2 separate regions of the Homo sapiens genome follow, and region 2 is linked to region 1. The links are chromatin contacts, found by Hi-C or POLR2A ChIA-PET in ENCODE. All regions are on one chromosome and are shown on one strand. The core of a region is the stretch at or near the end of the contact, and the rest is flanking DNA. Distances in the headings are between cores, read along the strand shown.

What was found. A loop is a pair of places that touch in the nucleus more often than their neighbours do. ChIA-PET counts read pairs that join two places held with the same protein, here RNA polymerase II (POLR2A). Pooled maps may share reads with other maps.
Region 2: a pooled map shows a loop between it and region 1 (4-fold over the local background). The contact joins the enhancer-like site here to the promoter of HES6 in region 1. A Hi-C loop is called at or near these places in 2 of 50 pooled maps. POLR2A ChIA-PET finds 5 or more read pairs at or near these places in 3 of 52 experiments (HCT116, OCI-LY7 and T-cell).

Annotation. Positions count from the first base shown.
Region 1 is chr2:238,237,629-238,244,699 of GRCh38, reverse strand. HES6 (hes family bHLH transcription factor 6) reads left to right here and starts at 4,662. Exons shown (of 4, transcript NM_018645.6): 1 at 4,662-4,875; 2 at 4,953-5,039; 3 at 5,132-5,213; 4 at 5,449-6,433. The coding sequence starts at 4,795. The coding sequence ends at 5,873. PER2 (period circadian regulator 2) reads left to right here. Exons shown (of 23, transcript NM_022817.3): 23 at 1-656. RefSeq lists enhancers at 2,751-3,256, 3,257-3,762, 5,663-6,231 and a silencer at 4,420-4,939.
Region 2 is chr2:237,749,767-237,756,837 of GRCh38, reverse strand. It overlaps LRRFIP1 (LRR binding FLII interacting protein 1), which reads right to left. Exons shown (of 24, transcript NM_001137550.2): 14 at 5,567-5,638; 15 at 3,359-3,529; 16 at 651-743. Among named protein-coding and RNA genes, the nearest start is that of RBM44, 45 kb to the left of the region's middle. RefSeq lists an enhancer at 3,708-3,757. Within about 2 kb of position 3,882, at least 3 of the 41 ENCODE cell types and tissues checked have a DNase peak (open chromatin) inside an H3K27ac peak, as active enhancers do.

The sequences.
Region 1 (7,071 bases), core at 3,413-5,912:
GTAAAACCATCTTATGCCTGACTATTAAACCTATTCTTCATAAACACAAGAACACTTTAATTTTTCGTTAATTTACAAAGTAACATCAGCTGCCTATGCCTATGATAAGGTAGCAGTCTGCATTCTTATGGCCATTAGATGTTACAAACTCCTTGCCTCTAAAGTCAGATCATGAAGGGATAGGTGTTCATCTAAGGTTACAGTTATGTTACCGAAACACAAAACTGCCAAAATCTTACTCTGCTGTTATGAATGTTTACCATCAGCATTATTTTATCATTTAATATGTGCTCACTGATTGTTAACTGTAGCTTCAGCGCGTGCCAAGCAGTTGACTTAATAGGATCATCTTGTGAATTTGTTTACGTGATGCCAAGCATCAAGTCATGTTTTCTTTAGTGTGTGTGCTTACACAGGTGTTAAACAGTTTTTCTCTATTTTAAACTGAGCCTTCTTTTTAATATATTCCCGAAGAGATATGTAAATAAGCTCTCAGAGTTTCTGTGATGATTTGTTGAGCCTTGCTGGACAAGTGGTTTGTTTGTGTGCAAACCAAACTTTCTTTACCCAGTGCAATAGATTTGTTTGACTGCTTGTGTCTTTTTATGACCTGTTTGCCTTTTAGAAAATTGGTAAATAAAGCAAGTATATTTTTATTTTTACTTGTATGTATTTTTCACATAGCACAAAGGAAAACCTGAATAGAGAGCAAAGATTATTTAAAAAAAATTTTTTTAAAGAACTCCAGGAATTCTGCATTAAAGAATCTTACATCCCAAAGGCCTCCTGGCGGTCAGCTCCCTTATAGCGTTTGCTTCTTGCTGGCTCCCTTTCTTCCTGTGCGTGTCACACACACACCCTCCTTCAGGCTGCAGGAGTGAACTCACGTAATGCAAACCTAATCGTGTCATGCCCCACAGTCTTTTCACTTTTAGTTGGAGGGGTGCAGCTGTCTGGCTCAGCCCCAGAGTGCCCCCAGCTCTGCCTCCACGCACCTCTGTCTTCCCTGCATCCCTGCCCTGGGTTACCTGGCCTTTCCAGGCTGGCTGCCTGTCTTCTGGTCATCGGGCTAGGTAGGGCTAAAGGTGGGGCGGTCAGGAGGCTCCACCAGGAAGGTCACATGTCTCCATTGCGAATGATATGGGCAGGGCGGCATAGTCCCCTGACCCCAGCCCTTCTTTCACAGTGATGAATGAAGCCTTGTGAGGCCAAAACTGTGGAAGCCCGAAGAGTTGCTCCCCATCCCTCCCACTCTTCAAACCATGACCCTGGGGGTGGGAGCAGAGAGCTGAATGGATCCTGAACCCAATGCCCAGCCTCTGAGAAGCTCCCTGAGCAGAAGGGAGGGGCTCTCCTCTGCCTGCTAGCCTGGCTGCCTAACGCCAAGTGCTGATGGGATAAAAGGCAAAGTCCTCCCTAGCGAGCACAGAGGCCTCTGCAAACTGCTCTAAATGGCCAGATATGGTTGTTTCACTGAACCTGAGTGCTTTTGGAAGACTCTTAATTGTATTTTTATTTACCATATAACCCCAAGGGATTTATTTCCAAACCAAACGGAGATTCTCTGAGTCTCCTGGGCAGATTGCCCACAAGGGGCCTGGACAGTCTACAGGCCGCAGCTGCCTTTGTTCCCCCAGGGATTTATGGCCTGCCACCCCCACTGCTAACTGGTATCCCCGCAGCAACCACCACCCTGCCCAGCCTCTGCTGGCCTCTGTTCCTGGCTCTAGGGGGATCAAAGGACTCAAATGCTCAGGAAGTCCATACTCAGGCAAACTTTGAAGGCAGGACTGGCCCAAGGGACAAATGGCAGGAAGTGTTGGCTAGGGGAGGCTGCTGTGAAGGAGGGAGGGAGGGCTTGGTGACCTCAAGATAGGCCAGGCTTCTGGGACAAAAAGGCCATGCCAGCTGGCCAGTGCACCGCTAAAGGGAATTGAAGCTGACCTTGCAGAGGGGACCTTGGGCAACTTCCAGTCCAACCAAGAAGGATTTTGCTGATGTACAGCCTTCTCTACTTAAGCTCTTTTCCCTGTAGGATCCTTGGTCACACCGAGGCATATCCCAGTGCTTAATTTCTCCCTCCCTCAACTCTAGACAGCATTCCTCAACCCTCCACCCACTCCACTGTCAGACAAGGCTTTTGAGGTCCCTAGTCCTCCCTTTAGCCTCCTCTCTCATAACTCCTATCACCTGTCCTTTTGTTTTTACAAGGTCAACTTTATATCATGTCCCATAACCATAAACAATCCTTCCTTGCCTTCTGTATAGATTAATTCTAAATGTTAAAACCCTATGAACACTGTTACATTGTTGTGACTGTGAAAATTGTCTCCTGAGCCAAGTAATGTGCTAAGATTACATTTCTTGGGAAGCTTTTTGTTTTTCCTAGAGTTCCTAGTTGCTTTTCTTTCTTTTTTTTTGCTTGCACCATTTGCCTTTATCATGTCCTCCTTGCCCCTCAAATCCAGTTCCCCATCCAATCAAGTGTTCAGTCAGGCTTTACCCAAAGTCCTCTTTTGGGGCCCTGATCATCCTGTTGCAATATAAATTGCCTAACATAAAGCAGATGTTTTAGGATGAGAGCATCCTAAAACATCTACTTGGCCTTGTTCGTTTGGATAATGAGAGGAGTGTAAATCAGTTTGCAAACTTGGGAGTACAGGAAATATCAGTGAGTTTATTTTTCCCTATCACAGTTTCTCGAAGTAGTGGAAATGTCATTGTAGCCACTTGGGGGAGTGGAGGTTCTCCTTCCCTGGGGTGATGTCTAAGTGGTGAAGGAGAGTAAAGTCACAGGCTAATAATCCACTTCCTTGGGATCCACCACTCCAGCCCCACCCTGCCAGCCCCACTACTGGGCAGGTGGGGAGTGTGTGAAGTAAAGCGGTAGTTTCACACCCAGGTGAGTGATGCTGGGCTGGGGGAAGTCTCAGGACCCTGCTCATAGAGCAACCAAGAGCCAGAGCAGGGACAGTTGGGAGCCAGCGGGAGGGGGTCCCAGGTAATTACAGAGGTCAGTGAGGTGACTTTGGGAGCTTTCAAACCTCTCACCAAACTCACCCAGCAGGAAGCCTGCAGGGGTCCCTCTGGTGGAGAGGCGCAAGTAAAGGGGCCATGGGAGGCCTGTCAGACCTCTCTAGGGGCAGTGGGGCGGTCGGTCTGCAGCCTAGTCCTGCCGCTCCGCTCAGCTGCTGCGGTCCCGTGATGTTCCCCTCCCACGCGGCCTTCCAGCCCATCCTGCCAGGGCCACCCCTCACCTTCCCTACCTACCAGCGCTTCTGTGAGGCCAGGCTCTGCTGGGGGTGCGGGGAGGTGGACAGGGGGTCCTAGGTCAGACTGTGCCCTTGTCCAGGGACGCTTATAGCCTGGAGGGGCTCAGAACAGACCCTGACGATCCCAGCCCGGGTGAGTAGTGGGGACTGAGGAAGGCAGGTGCTGTGCGGGGCAGGCTGGTAGTCGGCCGGCTGGGGTCCGAGAAGGCGTCTCCCGTTCCGGCTCCTCCACACAGCGTCTGGACTGACGCCGGGGCAGGAGCCGGGCAGGGGTCCCCAGGACGCTGCCCGAGGGCGCGGCCCCACCGCCCACGCACCCCGCCCGCGGCCAAGAGGAACCCAGCAGATGGGCGGCCCGCCGCGATGGGGGAGTCGCGGGCGTCTGGCCGGGACAAGCGCCCGCCGCCTGCCCGCCGGACAAAGGGTGCGAGACAAAGGCGCGGCCAACACCTGTCGCTCTTGGCGCGGCCGCCGCTTTTCTCGCTTTTCTCCGCCGAAGCGGCCGCAGCTGCCAACTGTCACGGGCATCAAGTTACAGGACCAGACGGCAGCTTCGGCGGGCCTGGGAGGCGGGGCGCGGAGGACGAGGAGGGGAGGAGGGAGGCGGGCGGGGGGCAGTGGAAGGGAGGGAGGGGGCCCCGGGGGCCAAAGGGGACTAGAGGGAGATGGGGGAGCTCAGAGGGGGGCGGGGCTGGTGACCCGCAGAGCCCAGGGGGAGAGCGGCGCGGGCGGGAGCACCCGGGACCCCGCCCCACTAGGACTCCAGTGCTGGCGGAGGGCGGCGTCGGGGGTCCGGCCCGGCGTCTGGACGAGTCCGGAAGAAACTCAGGGGCCGCCCCGCCACCGCTGCCCAATGGACCCTGCCTCCCCGGGGCTTGGCAGCCACCCCAGCCGGGACCTGAAACCCCTCTAGGTCCAGAGACCGCGGACTTGACTGTGGCTCTGCACACCAGGGACGCATCTCCTGGGGCCAGTGGCCCCAGCGCTCAACTCTGGAGGCGCCATCGGCGAAGGAGGGAAATGAATGAATTAATGGGTGAATGAATGAGTGGACGGACGGACGGACGGACGGGTGGACGCCTGCTCGCACGCGCGGCAGATCAGTGGTCCTAGAGCAGCAGACGGAGAGAAACAAGCGCGGGCAGGGCCGCAGCTACCCGGGGTCGCCGCCCCGGTGCCGCCCCCGCGGGGGTCTAGGGAAGGCCGGGCTGGGGGCCCCGCCTAGCTCAGCCAGCTGCCCGACCGCCAGAGCCGCTGGGCCGGACAAAGCGCGCTGCCCCGATTGGCTGCAGCGCGCCTCGCGGTCGGCCGCCCCGGGCCCGCGCGGCCAATCGGCGCATTGAGATGCAAATAAGCGGCTATAAAAGGGGCGGGACCGCGGCGGGCCGGAAGCCGCGAGGAGCGCGGACGGCTGGGCTGCTGCTGGGCGGCCGCGGGGCAGCGGAGGGCGCCGGCACTCCGGTCCCCGCCGCTCCCCGTCCCCGCTGCTCCTAGCCCCTGCCGCGTCCCCGGCGGAGCGGGCATGGCGCCACCCGCGGCGCCTGGCCGGGACCGTGTGGGCCGTGAGGATGAGGACGGCTGGGAGACGCGAGGGGACCGCAAGGTGCGGGCCGGGGCCATGGGCGAGCAAGCGGGCGGGAGGCCGTGCGGGGCTGGGATTCAGTGCCCCGCTCCCCGCAGGCCCGGAAGCCCCTGGTGGAGAAGAAGCGGCGCGCGCGGATCAACGAGAGCCTGCAGGAGCTGCGGCTGCTGCTGGCGGGCGCCGAGGTGCGGCGGCCGGGCAGGCGCCGTGGGGCTGCGGGGCGGGCGGGCGGGTCCGGGAGCGCGCTGCCGGCTCACCGCCCTTCCCGCCCGCGCAGGTGCAGGCCAAGCTGGAGAACGCCGAAGTGCTGGAGCTGACGGTGCGGCGGGTCCAGGGTGTGCTGCGGGGCCGGGCGCGCGGTGAGTGGCGGCGGGGCGGGCGGGGGCGCCGGCCGCGGGCGCCTGTAACCCCTGCCAGACGGAGGACTTCCCTCCCGGCGCCCCTGTCCTGTCGGCGGCGAGGGCTCCCACCGGAGCAGGGTGCGCCCCCGCGTCTCCTGGGTGAGCCGCGTCCCCGCGGGCCGGGTGGGCTGGGCCACGCAGTCGCCGCTCACCGCGCGGGACGCGGCTCTCTCCCTCCCACCCTCGGGCCCAGAGCGCGAGCAGCTGCAGGCGGAAGCGAGCGAGCGCTTCGCTGCCGGCTACATCCAGTGCATGCACGAGGTGCACACGTTCGTGTCCACGTGCCAGGCCATCGACGCTACCGTCGCTGCCGAGCTCCTGAACCATCTGCTCGAGTCCATGCCGCTGCGTGAGGGCAGCAGCTTCCAGGATCTGCTGGGGGACGCCCTGGCGGGGCCACCTAGAGCCCCTGGACGGAGTGGCTGGCCTGCGGGGGGCGCTCCGGGATCCCCAATACCCAGCCCCCCGGGTCCTGGGGACGACCTGTGCTCCGACCTGGAGGAGGCCCCTGAGGCTGAACTGAGTCAGGCTCCTGCTGAGGGGCCCGACTTGGTGCCCGCAGCCCTGGGCAGCCTGACCACAGCCCAAATTGCCCGGAGTGTCTGGAGGCCTTGGTGACCAATGCCAGCCAGAGTCCTGCGGGGGTGGGCCCGGCCCTCCCTGGATCTCCTCCCTCCTCCCAGGGGTTCAGATGTGGTGGGGTAGGGCCCTGGAAGTCTCCCAGGTCTTCCCTCCCTCCTCTGATGGATGGCTTGCAGGGCAGCCCCTGGTAACCAGCCCAGTCAGGCCCCAGCCCCGTTTCTTAAGAAACTTTTAGGGACCCTGCAGCTCTGGAGTGGGTGGAGGGAGGGAGCTACGGGCAGGAGGAAGAATTTTGTAGAGCTGCCAGCGCTCTCCCAGGTTCACCCACCCAGGCTTCACCAGCCCTGTGCGGGCTCTGGGGGCAGAGGTGGCAGAAATGGTGCTGGGCACTAGTGTTCCAGGCAGCCCTGGGCTAAACAAAAGCTTGAACTTGCCACTTCAGCGGGGAGATGAGAGGCAGGTGCACTGAGCTGCACTGCCCAGAGCTGTGATGCTCTGTACATCTTGTTTGTAGCACACTTGAGTTTGTGTATTCCATTGACATCAAATGTGACAATTTTACTAAATAAAGAATTTTGGAGTTAGTTACCCTTGAAGTATTGTTGAGTGATGTGTCATTACTGTGTCAAGATATGTAAATGCTAAACTAAGCACATTTCCCCTGCATCTGAGGCTGGTGAATGTCCTTTAAAACCTCACCCTTTCTCAGCAGAGTGAGCAGTGTGATGGTGGTGGGGATGCACTCCGTGGCTGTCTCTGCAGCAGGCAGTGCTTCTGCCCCCCATGCTAGGCAGGTCCTCAGACCCAGCCTGTTCTTGGGCATTGTGTGTCCTGGAGAAGGAGTTTGTTTGCATGAGGCTTGTCTCCAGGGTAACTCAGCAATAGGGAGATGACCTGTCTCTGTGCCATTTTCTTGTTCATGAGCTTCAGGAATAATAAAATAATGCCTAATTGCTACCTATTTGGTTTGAAAGTATCTTTTAAAGACCTGTTTTAGGACCCACGAGCATGACATAGACATGAGTCTACTTGTGTGAGGTTGTTGCTTATCTTGACTGAAGAAGGAACTTCCCCACTGCTGCCATTGACTTCAGGGTCAAGGAGACCCACCCAGTTTGTGGCCTGAAATGAAAGCGCCAAGGCCCCAGGGGGCTTGAGCGTTAGGTCAAACTGGGTCCAGGAGGTCAGAACCCTCAGGGATGGAGGGTGGCAGGATGGGCAGCTGGGGTGCGGG
Region 2 (7,071 bases), core at 2,633-5,132, 490 kb after region 1:
TGCAGGGGCCCTTTAACCATGTAAGGCATCATATTTACAGTTTCCAGGGATCTGGATGTAGGCAACTTCGGGGGACCATTATTCTGTCTACCACACCTCCCCAAACAAATACAAGATCACCAAAGAATAGGAATGTTCACCAATGAGAGGGACTGTTTCGTAAATCTAGGGATGGAGAGTTAGCCTAAACTCTCAGATTTAAGAAAACTGAAAACTTTAGTAATTGCCATGGAATGAATTGTGTCCCTCTAAATTCATCTGTTGAAGCCCTAATGCCCAATGTGACTGTATTTGGAGATAGGGTTTTTACGAAGTAATTAAGGTTAAATGAGGTCATAAGAGTGGGGTCCTGATCAAATAGGATTAGTGTCCTTATATGAAGAGACATCAGAGACATTGCTTTTTCTCCACCGTTGGAGGAAGGATATAGCAAGAAGGTGGCTGTCTGCAGGCCAGGAAGAGAGGCCTCACCTGAACCCAACCTTGATCTTGGACTCCCAGCCTCCAGAATTGTAAGAAAATTAATTTCTGTTGTTTAAGCCATGCTGTGTATGGTATTTTATTACTGCAGCCTAAGCTAAGATAGTCATGGCCTGACAAAATGCTCCAAAGGGAAAAAAGGAAAAGAAAAGCAGGAGAATGCTACCTACCTCGAGCATTTCCTCTCTTTGCTTCAGGGCCTCCTTGACTTCAGCAAACTGAAATTGCAGTATACTGTGGGCGTGTTTTTCCCTTTCAAATTCCTGTAAAGGAGAAAAACAGCACTAAAGCAGTGGAATCCCATGTTTCTGGCATGCCAGTTCAGGCTCTCACGATTTATAGTTTCTGTGGAACAAATCACCTGCTACTACATCATCACAATCTTCAAGGTCTTTTATTTTATTTTTTATTTATATATTTTTTTGAGATGGAGTCTTGCTCTGTTGTCCAGGCTGGAGTACAGTGGTGCGATCTCAGCTCACTGCAACCTCTGCCTCCTGGGTTCAAGCGATTCTGCTGCCTCAGCCTCCCAAGTAGCTGGGAATACAGGCGCCTGCCTCCATGCCCGGCTAATTTTTCTATTTTTGGTAGAGATCGGGTTTCACCATGTTGGCCAAACTGGTCTCAAACTCTTGACCTCAAGCGATCCACCTGCCCCAGCCTCCCAAAGTGTTGGGATTACAGGCATGAGCCACTGCACCTGGCCTTCAAGCCCTTTCAAACAACACAAACAGATTCCTCTGGACTTTATAGATGATGCCTGATGACTTACTGTCAAATTAACCTGAGGAGTTGATGCAATCAACAAGGATTTTCTGATTTCTTATCTACAGTGAAGCAAGAGCCGACGAAGGGCCCCCCCAGGGAGCCTGGTGTCTTCCACAGCACTGTGCTGAGAGCCTGGGTGAGGCTGCCCTGCAAGGACTTACCATAAAATGGCCCCTGCTGAAATATGACAAGGAAAACTCTTTGGGATAAAAAGGAGATAAACATGGCCTACTAAAGCATCTCTCATGAACAGCTGGTGGCCAGCTCTGTGCTTCAGGGCTGCCCCTTAAGAGACAAAAACAGGAGAGTTTGGGGGAGCAAATGGAGAGCCTGCAAAACCTAGCTGCTCCTCAGGCCTGGCCTCCCCACCTGAGGCTCAGCCCAGGAAGCTGGCAGCTCGGCTCTGCTGTGTTCCTGCCCAGTCACAGCAGCGCAATCCCTGGTGACGGCCTGAGACCCAACTCACTTTGCTGACAGCTTACAGGCCTGCAGGACGCTCCTTCCCTAGACCTGTCAGGCGGGTGATCTGAGATGGGATCTGGCCTGAGCTTCTGCTCACCCTGGCACTTCTGTTCGCCCACTTCCTTTAGCTTGGGGGTGGCTGGTGCCCTCCTGGCTATGACAAGGGCCCTCCTGTGGGGCTTTGCATGGCCCCTGTGTCCATCTCGGGACAGCATTCTAGCACCATCCAGCTTCTCTGGAGTGAGACTCGGGAGTTTTCAGTCCACTGAATGATGCCTAATGACAGCATTCCAGGAGGAATGCATATGCATTACAGGCCCCCACCCGAAGGGGGGCTGGGCTGTGCTCTCCACTCCTCCGTTCCCACATGACATCAGTCTTGTGAAAAGCTCCCCTCTTGCAGAGTTCAGCTATAAGGAACTTTGTGCGTAAAATGTTCTTCAGCTTCCAACTCAATTCTATAGCAGTCGAAGAAGCAGGCCTGAAGGTTGTCAAGGGTACCTTGGTTTTAACCCTTTGGATTTAGAGGATAATAGCCAGTTAAAAACAACAACAACAACGACACTCACACATTACATTTTCTGTTTTTCTCAGAATCTCTGAAAAATTGGACAATTCCTAAAAGTATGAAAAAAGTATTCCTTGCTTTCTATCTAAAGAACATCCAAGCCCAGCCTTCGTGGAATCAGTCCGCTGTCATTACTTATCTTAACACATGACTCATGCTTGAGACTCTCAATAGAAATTATATCTGATCTCAGCTATTAACAAACTAGTTCCAGTGGTTCCTAATGAAAGCTCAGATAAGACTATCTCTCTCTCTGAGCTTGGTGATATATTTAATTCTTAAGTAGAGTAACTGTGTCTTTTCCCAATCAGCAGAAAATAATATAATTTTCTTAAAATCTTTGATACTCATAACTATTTCCCTATGGTGTTGAGAGAGAACAAAATAAAAATCAGAAAATACATATGAATAGGAAAATCTTGAAGCATCTGATCGCACCTTATCTGAGCATGGTGGCTCTTTCATAGGTATGTTTTTTCATGGTTTTGCTTTTAGCTTAGATGTTCTCCTAGAAAAACTGTCTCCAGTTTACATGTTGAAATTATACGTATCAATATTTCAAGTCACTTGGCAAAGAGTATGGTACTTTTATTCTCAGATGTTTGGATTTCCTGGATAAGCGGAGAGCCATTGTTTAAAAATATAAAAATACATAATGTAAATTATACATTATATATACATACATACACACGATATATCCACACATACATACATACATACACACACACACACACACACCCTACCATTCCCTTTTTTTTTTTTTTTTTTTGAGACAGTGTCTTCTCTGTTGCCCAAGCTGGAGTGCAGTGGTGTCAACACAGCTCACTGCAGCCTCAACCTTCCAGGCTCAAGTGATCCTCCCACCTCAGCTTCCCAAGTAGCTGGGACTACAGCCATGTACCACCTGGCTAATTGTTTTAATTCTTTTTAGAAATGATGTCTCGCCATGTTGCCCAGGCTGGTCTCGAACTCTTGGGCTCAAGTAATCCTCCCACCTTGGCCTCCCAAAGTACCAGAATTACAGGCATGGGCCACTGCACGCAGCCTATTGTTAACATTCTGTATCATACTAATGCTTACTTTGTTTTTCTCTTCGTACTGCCGCCTAGATTCAGCCAGCTGTTCTTCAAGCTCCAGCAACATATCTTTTAGGGTATCAACCTGGTACATGAAGTTTGTCTTTTCATTGTCTAGCTGAGCATTGGAAACCATAGCCTTCTTATATTTCTCTTCAACTTCTGCTAGAGAGTCCTGTGGAAAGCAGGTCATATTTTTGAAATTGCAATAAAAAAATCAAAACAAAGAATCATTCAGTATTCTGTTAAAAAAAAACCCTCAGTCCTAAACTTAGACTATATTTCTTAGAGCAAATGGATCAGAAGAAGAAACACATGGCAATTTCAAATGCATGGAAATCCCCCTTTTCAATTTGGTCAAATTCTCATTGCTCAGAAAATTCACTATTAAAAGCAATGGACACACTCATTAGAACAAACGAGATACCAGTATGGAAAGGGATGTGGTCACAGAGGCAGTAGAGTCTCTGGCCCCACTCAGTAGCTGGGGAATCCCCCCAGCACGGCGTCCTAGGGCTGGGTGTCAGGCTGTTCAACAGATTTCTGAAGAATCACTCGAGGCGTGTGACCAGCCCTTGTGAAAGAGCCAGTGTGTGATGGCTGAGATAATTACATAGGGCCACAAGCCAGTGACTGCCAACCAGCCCTACTCTGGCTTATGAACCAGGAAAGGAGCAGTAGTGAGTTCAGATTTTTGACTCATAGGAAAATGGCAGGCAGATCTCACTGGGTAGGTCCTGGAAAGACAAAGGTCATTCCCTTTGAAGGACAGTCCAGAGAAAGAGGCCTGTAAAATACGCATGGCGATGCCCTCACGTGCCTCACACCCTTGCAGGTCCCCAAACATGAGGAGGGGAAGGCGATTCCAAAACAGAGAGGCAGAACCTTCAGGGCGCATACATGCAGAGCTAAAGGCAGCGGCAAGAGCTGCCAGTTCAGGTGCAGCAGAGGCTACCAGGGGGCTGGAGGGACCAGTGCTGGTCTAGCTCTGTACCTCCACACCAGGACAGCTGCTTCACGTGGGACCAGCGGGTCTCCGGTTGGTTCAGTGGCTCCCCAGCAGCATTTTTTCTTTTTTGAAACAGTGTCTCGCTCTGTCACCCAGGCTGGAGTGCAGTGGCACGATCTCGGCTCACTGCAGCCTCCACCTGCCAGGTTCAAGTGATTCTCCTGACTCAGCCTCCCAAGTAGCTGGGATTACAGGTGCGCACCACCACACCTGGCTAATTTTTATATTTTTAGTAGAGACGGGGTCTCACCATGTTGGCCAGGCTGGTCTCAAACTCCTGACCTCCGGTGATCCACCCACCTCGGCCTCCCAAAGTGTGGAATTACAGGCGTGAGCCACCACGCCTGGCCAAGTGGCTCCTTTTCGCATGAATTGAAAGCCAGAGTCTTATTTTTCCCCCTTTCAGGAAAGGTGGCAGATATGAAGATAGTGAATTAGTCATGATCGATGTCACCTCCTCTGTCTGGTGCCCTTTGATATTAAATTCAAATGATCTTGCAGGTACTTTCTAGGGGGCTGAAAAGGAAGTAACAGATACGCCACCCACTTCCAGATCCATGATCCGCTGCTGCCTAAGGAAGACAGTCACTGATTGCCCACCTTACTGTCAAGGAACAGGGCAACCACATCTCCTGGCTGGTGCAATGAAGTCACTGCACACTCTAAAAGCAGTGTGCACACGCTCCAAGAAAGCCAATGCCATAGTCAGTCTTTACTTCAATTAGTAGCATTTTACAGGGTGCAAATAATTGGGATGTTTCAAAAGTGTGGCATGTGAGGACGGCCTTATTAGTAGACATCAGATATTTTGAGAAGCAAATCAACTGAAGCATTTTTGTATACAACTACTACAAAAAGTGAAGAAAACCAAGAACCTTCTTCAAGTGTCTGGCACACGCCTATGGGAAATGAGAAACTGGTTTTAAGCCTGGGGGAAGGATGGTAAGTCTAAGGCATGCATCAGGGAGTATGTTAGTAACCTTTTCTACTGGGCAGTTACATTTTCAATCTTGGTTCAAACAATGCATTTGGGAAAATGGTGAGTGTACACCCATGCCGGCACTCCTGCCATTGTGAGTTCTTCTACACCCTGGAGCCTATTTACAGTAAGCATGCACTTTGAATTTCTTCTTTAGGATGTTGTTTTTTTTTTTAAGTTAAGTTGGGTTAATATCGTGAGACCACACGTCTGTGAATTGGTACCTTCATCTCTTTCAATCCCTGCATGTATTTGCCTTCTACATCCTGAATCTGGTCCTTTAACTCATTGAGTTCCTGGGGGAAATGGCAAAAAAGGCAGATGATGTCAAGGGAAAACAGGTGATTCCCTAAATCTTTTATACTTCAGGGTAGTTTCTATTTGGGTAGTCTGAGCACCCAATTTTCTTTTTTATTTTATTAAGCGTTAAGGGAAAATAAACTTCAATATTTAAAGATTAAAGTTCAGGTGTATCCCATATGATATTTTTACATGATTTTATACAATTTTAGTGTATCTCATATGATTTTACACAGTTTAAAAAACAGACAAAATAGAGCCTCGGAAAACGGTACAGGTTATTTCAACTCCTATTTAGTAATTCATTCAAGCACTAGGAGTTCCTACTCTGTGCAATGTACAGTAAGATGCTAGAGGCAAAAATCAGTAGCACTTTTTCCCTGCATTTATGGAGCTCCAAGTCTCTACTTTGCCAAATTCCTGGTGCCGGGGACAGCATCTGGCACCAGCCAGCCTCTCAGTAAGTACCTGAACAAATGAACGGCACGCGCAACCTAAGGGCAGAGAAACATCAGGACTGCCGCCAACTCTGCTGCTCTGCTGTAGAAACGGAAACAACAGGCCAGGCGCAGCGGCTCACGCCTGGAATCCCAGCACTTTGGGAGGCCGAGTGGGTGGATCACCTGAGGTCAGGAGTTCAAGACCAGCCTGGCCAACATGGCGAAACCCCGTCTCCACTAAAAATACAAAAGTTAGCCGGGCATGGTGGCGGGCGCCTGTAATCCCAGCTACTCAGGAGGCTGAGGCTGGAGAATCACTTGAACCTGGGAGGTGGAGGTTGCAGTGAGCCGAGATCGTGCCATTGAACTCCAGCATGGGTGACAAAAGCAAAACTCTTGTCTCCAAAAAAAAAAAAAAAAAAAAAAAAAGAAAGAAAGAAAAGAAAAGAAAAAGGAAAAAAAAAGGGAAGCAACAAGGAGCTGCAGGTGGCCCAGGGGTGGCACATGGGAAATGGCTCTTCTGGTTTTGTAAACTTATAAAACATAGGTGTTGGAAGCATCTTCAAGGTAACCCTGGCCAAACTCTGGTGGATGCTTAAATCCCTCTCCGTCCTCCCTGGCAAACGGCCATCCAGCTGCTCAGACATCCCCAGTGGAAGTTGCTTCCCTTTTAAACCTAGTTTAAAGCACTAGAAAATTCAGAATCTGAGTCAGTTCTGGCTCCTTTCAGCTGCTTCTGTCTTGGTTCTGCTCCCTGGAGGACACAGGTCTAGTCACCTCACCTGCCCTTCCAGTCTTCAGGTTTTCAGATGCACTGTCCCTAGTTACTTTAACAAATAGCACCGTGTTTCTCTTTCACACACAGAATACTACCAAATGCCTGGCACTGTCCTGGGTGCTGAGGATAGAGCAGAGAATAATACCTACACTACAGTGGGATAAAAAAAATCATTAAAATACAAAGATGAGGGCTACTAAAGGCACATTAC